2 separate regions of the Homo sapiens genome follow, and region 2 is linked to region 1. Evidence: chromatin contacts called from ENCODE Hi-C or POLR2A ChIA-PET data. All regions are on one chromosome and are shown on one strand. Each heading gives the region's core, a stretch centred on a gene start or an enhancer-like site at or near the end of the contact. The rest is flanking DNA. Distances are from core to core; before and after follow the strand shown. Region 1 overlaps MAPRE2 (microtubule associated protein RP/EB family member 2). Region 2 has its middle 67 kb from the start of ZNF397.

Region 1 (3,144 bases), core at 143-2,642:
CCCCACCCAAATCTCATCTTGAATTGTAGTTCCCATAATCCCCACATGTTGTGGGAGGGACCCCGTGGCAGGTAATTGAAGCATGGGGGGCGGTTACCTCCATGTTGTTCTTGTGATATTGAGTGAGTTCTCATGAGATCTGACGGTTTTTTAAGGGGCTTTTTCCCTCTTTGCTTGGCACTTCCTCCTTCCTGCTGCCGTGTGAAGAGGGACATGTTTGCTTCCCCTTCAGCCATAATTTTAAGTTTTCTGAGGCCTCCCTAGCCCTGAGAAACTGTGAGTCAATTAAACCTCTTTTCTTTATAAATTATCCTGTCTTGGGCAGTTCTTTATGGCACTGTAAGAACTAATACACCATGCAAGTCAGGCTGTATTCTCTCTGCCTCCTTCCTGTCCCCTACCTCCTCTGAGCAAGTAGGTCTACCACCCTGCCAGTCTCAGCTCAGATGTCACTTTGTCTGGGAGGCCACAGTGCCCTGAACACTTTCCACTGTTGTGGTACAGCTATTTCTTTAATGTCTACTTCTCCCATGAACATAAACCCTAGGACATAGGTGTTTCATCTGTTTTAGTCACCTTATGCTCTCACCACCAATCACAGTGCCTAACCCAGAGAAATTCAATAATAGTTTTTATAATTCATTATATAAGACCTAGCAGAGGCATCTCTCCAGGGTAAGGACACCAGGGGAAGCTTGAGGAGCTGATGCCAATGTCAAAGTCACAGACACAAAGAACCAGCAAGACAAGAAGGAAACCAAATAAAAACCATCAGCCTCCCAGAAAGAGAGCTCCTCCTTGGTTTCCTCTTAAGATTACCTTCTGTAAATTACTTAGGCTCCTTACCTACACAATTAGGAGAGGTGGAGTAAACTCAGTCAGTATATGCTTAACTCTGAGTGGTCTATGCTGGGCTGTCCAAGCCTGTGCCATGCTCACTGGCCCCTCCTGAGGGACACAGCCTTGCAGAGGGGGCTTCCCTAGATAGCATGTGACGACCCACCCACCCTGGCAGTCTTTCATAGGCAGGTCAGCAACAAAAAAGTCGTTGCAATAACTGAGCTAGGATCATCAGACACACTCATGTTCTGGTATCTGGCCTTATCCAGTCTGATGTCAATTTAAAAAGAAAAAATCATGGAAGAAACAGAAGCTGATTGCTTACAATAAAGGGCTACCACTAATTATATTCTCAGGGTATTATCAAACAGAGCTTGAAAAAAAAACTGAAATGTTTGATAAGATGTAGAAGGGGTCATGGCAAGCCAAACCCCTGGGCAAAGCCACGTTATCGGGGAAGAGCAACTATGAAGAAGCAGAGGACACTGGCCAGGAGAGCAGTGAGACACGCAGGGAGAATCCCCGGCCGCTGGAGGCGCTCAGCATGGCTCACGGCAGGGAGGGAGGGCACAGCTGCTGCAGTTACTGATGCTCTCCCCCTTCTAGCCACACACAGCCACTTGGGGAAACAGGTTTTGTTTTGTTTTCTTCCCCTGAGGAAATATCCCTTTCTGTTAACAGAGCCCAACTTCAACCTGCCTGTGTGGCTTGGACTCACCAAGCTGTGGTTCAGCAGAGTCTCGGCCCTAAAATGGCATCTGTGCTCACGAATCAGGCAAAGGTCAGGTGGTGGCCTAGGGCCCCAGGGCTTTCCCACTGGCACACACACGTGCACCTCCTGGATCCCTTTGAGATGAGAGAGGTGCAGGCGATGAAAATCAGGCTCGGCAACCTCTGCTGCTCCACCACCTACACACATGTGGGATGGAAGCACCGCTTCTGCCCCACCGTTAAGCCTCACTAACGGGGACACAGTGCAGGCTGAGTGAAGGAAGAAATGGAAAAAAAATTCTAAACATTTAATAATCAATCACTTAGGTAACTAGTATTTGATATTTAAAATGAGAGGGATCTTGAAATTCTATTGTTCGGAGAAAAACTGATAACAGGAAAATAAATGATGCATGAGGATATGTGAGATCAGGCCTACTTAACTACATTTTTACCTTCAAATGAATAAATGTGAAGAAATTAAAGAACAGGAAAGGCATGGGAAAGATCTTAGTATCTTCCGAGGTTTGGGTAAAACAACAACTACAACAAAAAAACCCCATAATTAACAGTTAAACTAAAAGCTTGTTTTCAAATAAATGTAAAGTGGGCTCATTAAATCATCCCAAGCTGCAATTTGAAACGGAAGTAATTTACCCCTCACAGCTGTCACATGATTAAGAAATACTAAATGTATAAAAATAAAAATGAAACCTTTTGTCCTCATTATATTCAATGATTTCATGTTTTCTTTTTCAGAATAAATAAAAGACAATATCCTAACATACAGCATAACTCTTTAGAGTTAAGAACTTGTTTTTGTTTATTTGCTTTCTAGGTCTCGCTGCCTTCTAACAACCACACTCTAAAATTTCTGGGGCTGCCAGATACTCTTTCCCCCTTACCTGGGCACTAGAACAAGAATGTTCTCACAAAACTGCACAGTTATCAATGTCATAAACTTAACATTGATAGAATACTTTTATGTGAGCTACCATCTGTATTCCAATCTCGTAAACTGCTCCAAACATGTCTCTGACAGCATCCAATCCTGGTTTTAGATACTGAAGTCCTCAATAGCTATCTTCTTGCTTCCCAGAATGCCCCACTCCATCAGTGATTTGACTTCTGTACCTTTACCAGGCCTCTTGGCTCAATGATGCTTATGTGGAAAACATTTACATAACAGCTTTTACAGAGAGTGCACCTACTTTGGCTGTAATACAGATATAGATTTTTTTTTCTTGCAGCTGATTCAAACATTTCAAATTTTTTTTCAAGCTGCATTTGAGGATGTCCTGAGAACATAATTAGTAGTGGCCCTGTTTACAAGTAACCATTTTGCCCTCAAGCTTTTCTACCTCCCTAATTTTACCTTTCAAAATAAAAAGGAATCTCAGAAGCAGAGGAAAAAAGCATAAATTCTGTCTAAGTCCCTGTAATTCTCTGAATTTGCTCACTGGACATGATTTACAATGCTAGTCTTTGAGCAGTTGTGTCTTAATTAATGCCTTTAGGATTTGGGGGTATAAATATGATTCTGACATTTTAACCATAGTTGTAAAAAAATTCGGAGTGGTCAGATTCACTGCC
Region 2 (3,244 bases), core at 44-2,543, 51 kb before region 1:
TCCATTCAGTGTGAGACCGTTTTTTTTTTTTTTTTTGAGACAGGGTCTCACTTTGTTGCCCAGGCTGGAGTGCAGTGGTGCAATTCTGGCTCGCTGCAACTTCTGCCTCCCAGGTTCAAGCAATTCTCCTGCCTCAGCCTCCTGAGTACCTGGGATTACAAATACCCACCACTACGCCCAGCTAATTTTTGTATTTTTAGTAAAGACGGGGTTTCACCATGTTGGCCAGGCTGGTCTGGAACTCCTAACCTCAAGTGATCCACTGGCCTTGGCCTCCCAAAGTGCTGGGATTACAAGTGTGAGCCACTGTGCCCAGCTAGCCACAGTGCCCGGTCTAGTTGTTAAACGCTTAGATAATTCCTCTCCATTGGAGTTATAACCTTTTACTTTACTATATAATTTGCTTATTTATTTTATTTATTTGCCTTCTGCCCTACCTTTCCCTATAAGCACTATGAGGAAAAGGATTTTTTCCTGTTTGGTTTCTGCTGAGATTCAGATGCTTGCTCTGCCAGTTTTACTAGCGAGACAATATATGTAACCTCTCTGTGCCTCAAGTTCATCATTTGTAAAGTGGATATAATAGTGTCTATCTCAAGGGGTTGTTGTGAAGGCTGAACATGTTAATATACATGAAACACTTAGAACAGTGCCTGGCACATAGTAAATCATTGCTGTTTGCTGAATTTTTCTCATGAAAGACTGGATAGGGTGACAACAGATGATAAATGCAATCCCAGCTCTCTCAGATCAGCCATGAGCCAGTGGCCTTTAAAATAGTTTGAAGGGCGTATACATTGAAGTGGTCCACTTAACTACAACTATTAGCTTATATGAAGACATAATAGCTACCCTTTTCCCAATTAAAAAAATAAATAAATTTTGTATTAGTTTGCTTGAGCGGCCATAAAAAAAAAAAAAAAAAAACTGCCACAGACTGAGTGGTTTAAACAATAGACATTTATTTTCTCACAGTTCTGGAAGCTAGGAGACCAGGACCAAGGTCCCAAAATCAGGATTGGTTTCTGGTGAAGCCTCTCTTTCTGGTTTGTAGATGGCTGCCTTCTTGCTGTGTCCTCACACAACCTTTCCTCTGTGTTTGTGCAGGAAGACAGTGGGGATGGGGGTGGAGTGGGTGGGGGAGGGATTGGCGGGAAACGGAGAGAGGGAGGGAAGGAGGAAGGGAGGGGGAGGGGGATAAAGAGGGAGGGAGAGAGAGAGAGTGCTACGGTTTCACTTCCTCTTCTTATAAGGACACCTGCCCTATCGGATTAAGCCCCAACTCTTATGACCTCATTTAACTTTAATTACCTCTTCAAAGGCCCCATATCTAAATACAGTCATGCTGGGGATTAGGGTCTCAACATATGACTTTTGGGAGGACACAATTCAGCCTGTAACAAGTATTGACTATTACATTAGTAAAAGGGCTCTGATGACTTAGAGGAGATGTGTACTAAAAATGTATTCTTTCTGAATCTCAGTTTATTTATCTGAGAAGTGGGGATCTTTGAAATTCTTGTGGCCAGATGTATTTTGGTATTCAGATAATTTTGATTTTAGAAAGAAAAAAAGTGTATATACTCCAAAGAACATAAGATGTGACATGACAGGAGGGCCTAGGACAGCACTCCCTCATTCAAACATGTGACCTGTGTGGCAGCAAAATGTATGAATGTTCACTCTAAGTGGATAAATGAAGATTATTTTTTAAAAATTCATGTTGGTTCAGGTCAAGTTTTACCACAAGAAGAGTTTGCCATATACTTAGGGAAAAATACTTGGGTTTTCAGAGCTTTTTGTATTTCAGAATTGTGGATAAGGATTGTGGACCTTCTATCATAAAGTTTTGGAGAGGATTAAATATGTAAAGTACCTGACATATAATCAGAACTTAATAAATTATTATCATTATTATTAACATCAGCACTGTTTTTAGTATAATGTTGCAATAGTAGTTATTATGAGGCTGTAAAAGCGAAAGTCCTGTTAGAAATGTGTCTCAGTTTCCCCAATCAGTCTGGCCTGAACTATGCATTCTGATTTAGTGAGGGTTTAGACAGAACTAAGAGGACTGGTAACCCCATGCTCAGTGAGCGGTGGGGTGAAGAGGCTGGTGGATGTAGTGGTGGAGGACAGAGACCTAGGTAACATTAGTTCCCAAAGTAATCATGATTATAGATACTTCACAGGTAATTTAAAGTGTGATGCTGGCCAGGTGTTGTGGCTTATGCTTGTAATCCCAGCACTTTGGGAGGCTAAGGTGGGAGGATCACTTGAGGCCAGGAGTTTGAGACCACCCTGGGCAACAACATAGTGAGACCCCATCTCTACCAAAAATAAAAATAAAAATAATTAACCAGGCATGGTAGTGTGCATCTGTAGTCCCAGCTACTCAGTAGGCTGAGGCAGGAGGACTGCTTGAGCCCAGGAGCTCAAGGCTGCAATGAGTGGTGATTGCACCACTGTAGTCCCACCTGGGCGGCAGAATGAGACCCTGCCTCAAAACAAAACAAAACAAAACCTAGTGACATTATGGGATGGGAAGGACCTGAGATTTAGTAACAGAATATCTGGGTCCCAGTCTGGGTTTTACTGGCAGTATGATCTTGAAGAAGTCACTTAATCGGATTTCAGTTTTATTCTCAGTAAAATGAGGATTATGATATAGCCTTTGTCTGCCTCCTAAGGCTAAAGTGAGAGGATGTATCCAGTGAGAGAATGTATGTGGAAGTATTTTGTAACACTGCAATATGTAACAGAAAGACTAGTATTGTCTTGTAAACTTATCCTTTCTTTGCCTTTTTGGCAAAGGGACTTCAGATTCTCACCCAAGGGAGAAGAGTTTATCATAGAGCAATAGTCTGAATTCAAAAGGAACCTTCTCCTCATTTCCTGCCAAACCAACATTGTGGTTAGAGGCAGGAGAATTCTGTTACTGAAAACAAGAGTTGGAATACGGGCAGGGATGAGCCTCTGAAACTGAAGTAAAATCAATAAAACAAATAGAAATTCTTGATATTGGCCTCTCTCACTTGATACCAAGCTCATTTCTTGCAAGGTATACCTTCCTCCTCTACTCATGTATGTTTACCTATTTATTTATTTATTTGAATTTATGCAAATCAAATTAAAAGCATGATTACTTGGAAAATAGAGAATGTTTGCTGCTCTGTGCATTGGCAGTGTGAACTCGCCTTTTGCTGCCTTGGATCTTACTTTTTCTTCCTGTTACTGTATCATC

Evidence for each region. Hi-C counts contacts between places; a loop is a spot of excess contacts on that map. ChIA-PET counts read pairs that join two places held with the same protein, here RNA polymerase II (POLR2A). Pooled maps may share reads with other maps.
Region 2: a pooled map shows a loop between it and region 1 (4-fold over the local background). The contact joins two enhancer-like sites. A Hi-C loop is called at or near these places in 1 of 168 maps with a recorded cell type or tissue (posterior vena cava) and 1 of 50 pooled maps. POLR2A ChIA-PET finds 5 or more read pairs at or near these places in 3 of 52 experiments (B cell, activated T-cell and naive thymus-derived CD4-positive, alpha-beta T cell).

Annotation. Positions count from the first base shown.
Region 1 is chr18:35,121,284-35,124,427 of GRCh38, reverse strand. All of the region lies in intron 4 of MAPRE2 (microtubule associated protein RP/EB family member 2), which reads right to left. Among named protein-coding and RNA genes, the nearest start is that of MAPRE2, 81 kb to the right of the region's middle. Within about 2 kb of position 1,392, at least 6 of the 41 ENCODE cell types and tissues checked have a DNase peak (open chromatin) inside an H3K27ac peak, as active enhancers do; they include B cell, where a contact is called at or near this core.
Region 2 is chr18:35,172,385-35,175,628 of GRCh38, reverse strand. No RefSeq gene overlaps it. Among named protein-coding and RNA genes, the nearest start is that of ZNF397, 67 kb to the left of the region's middle. Within about 2 kb of position 1,293, at least 2 of the 41 ENCODE cell types and tissues checked have a DNase peak (open chromatin) inside an H3K27ac peak, as active enhancers do; they include B cell, where a contact is called at or near this core.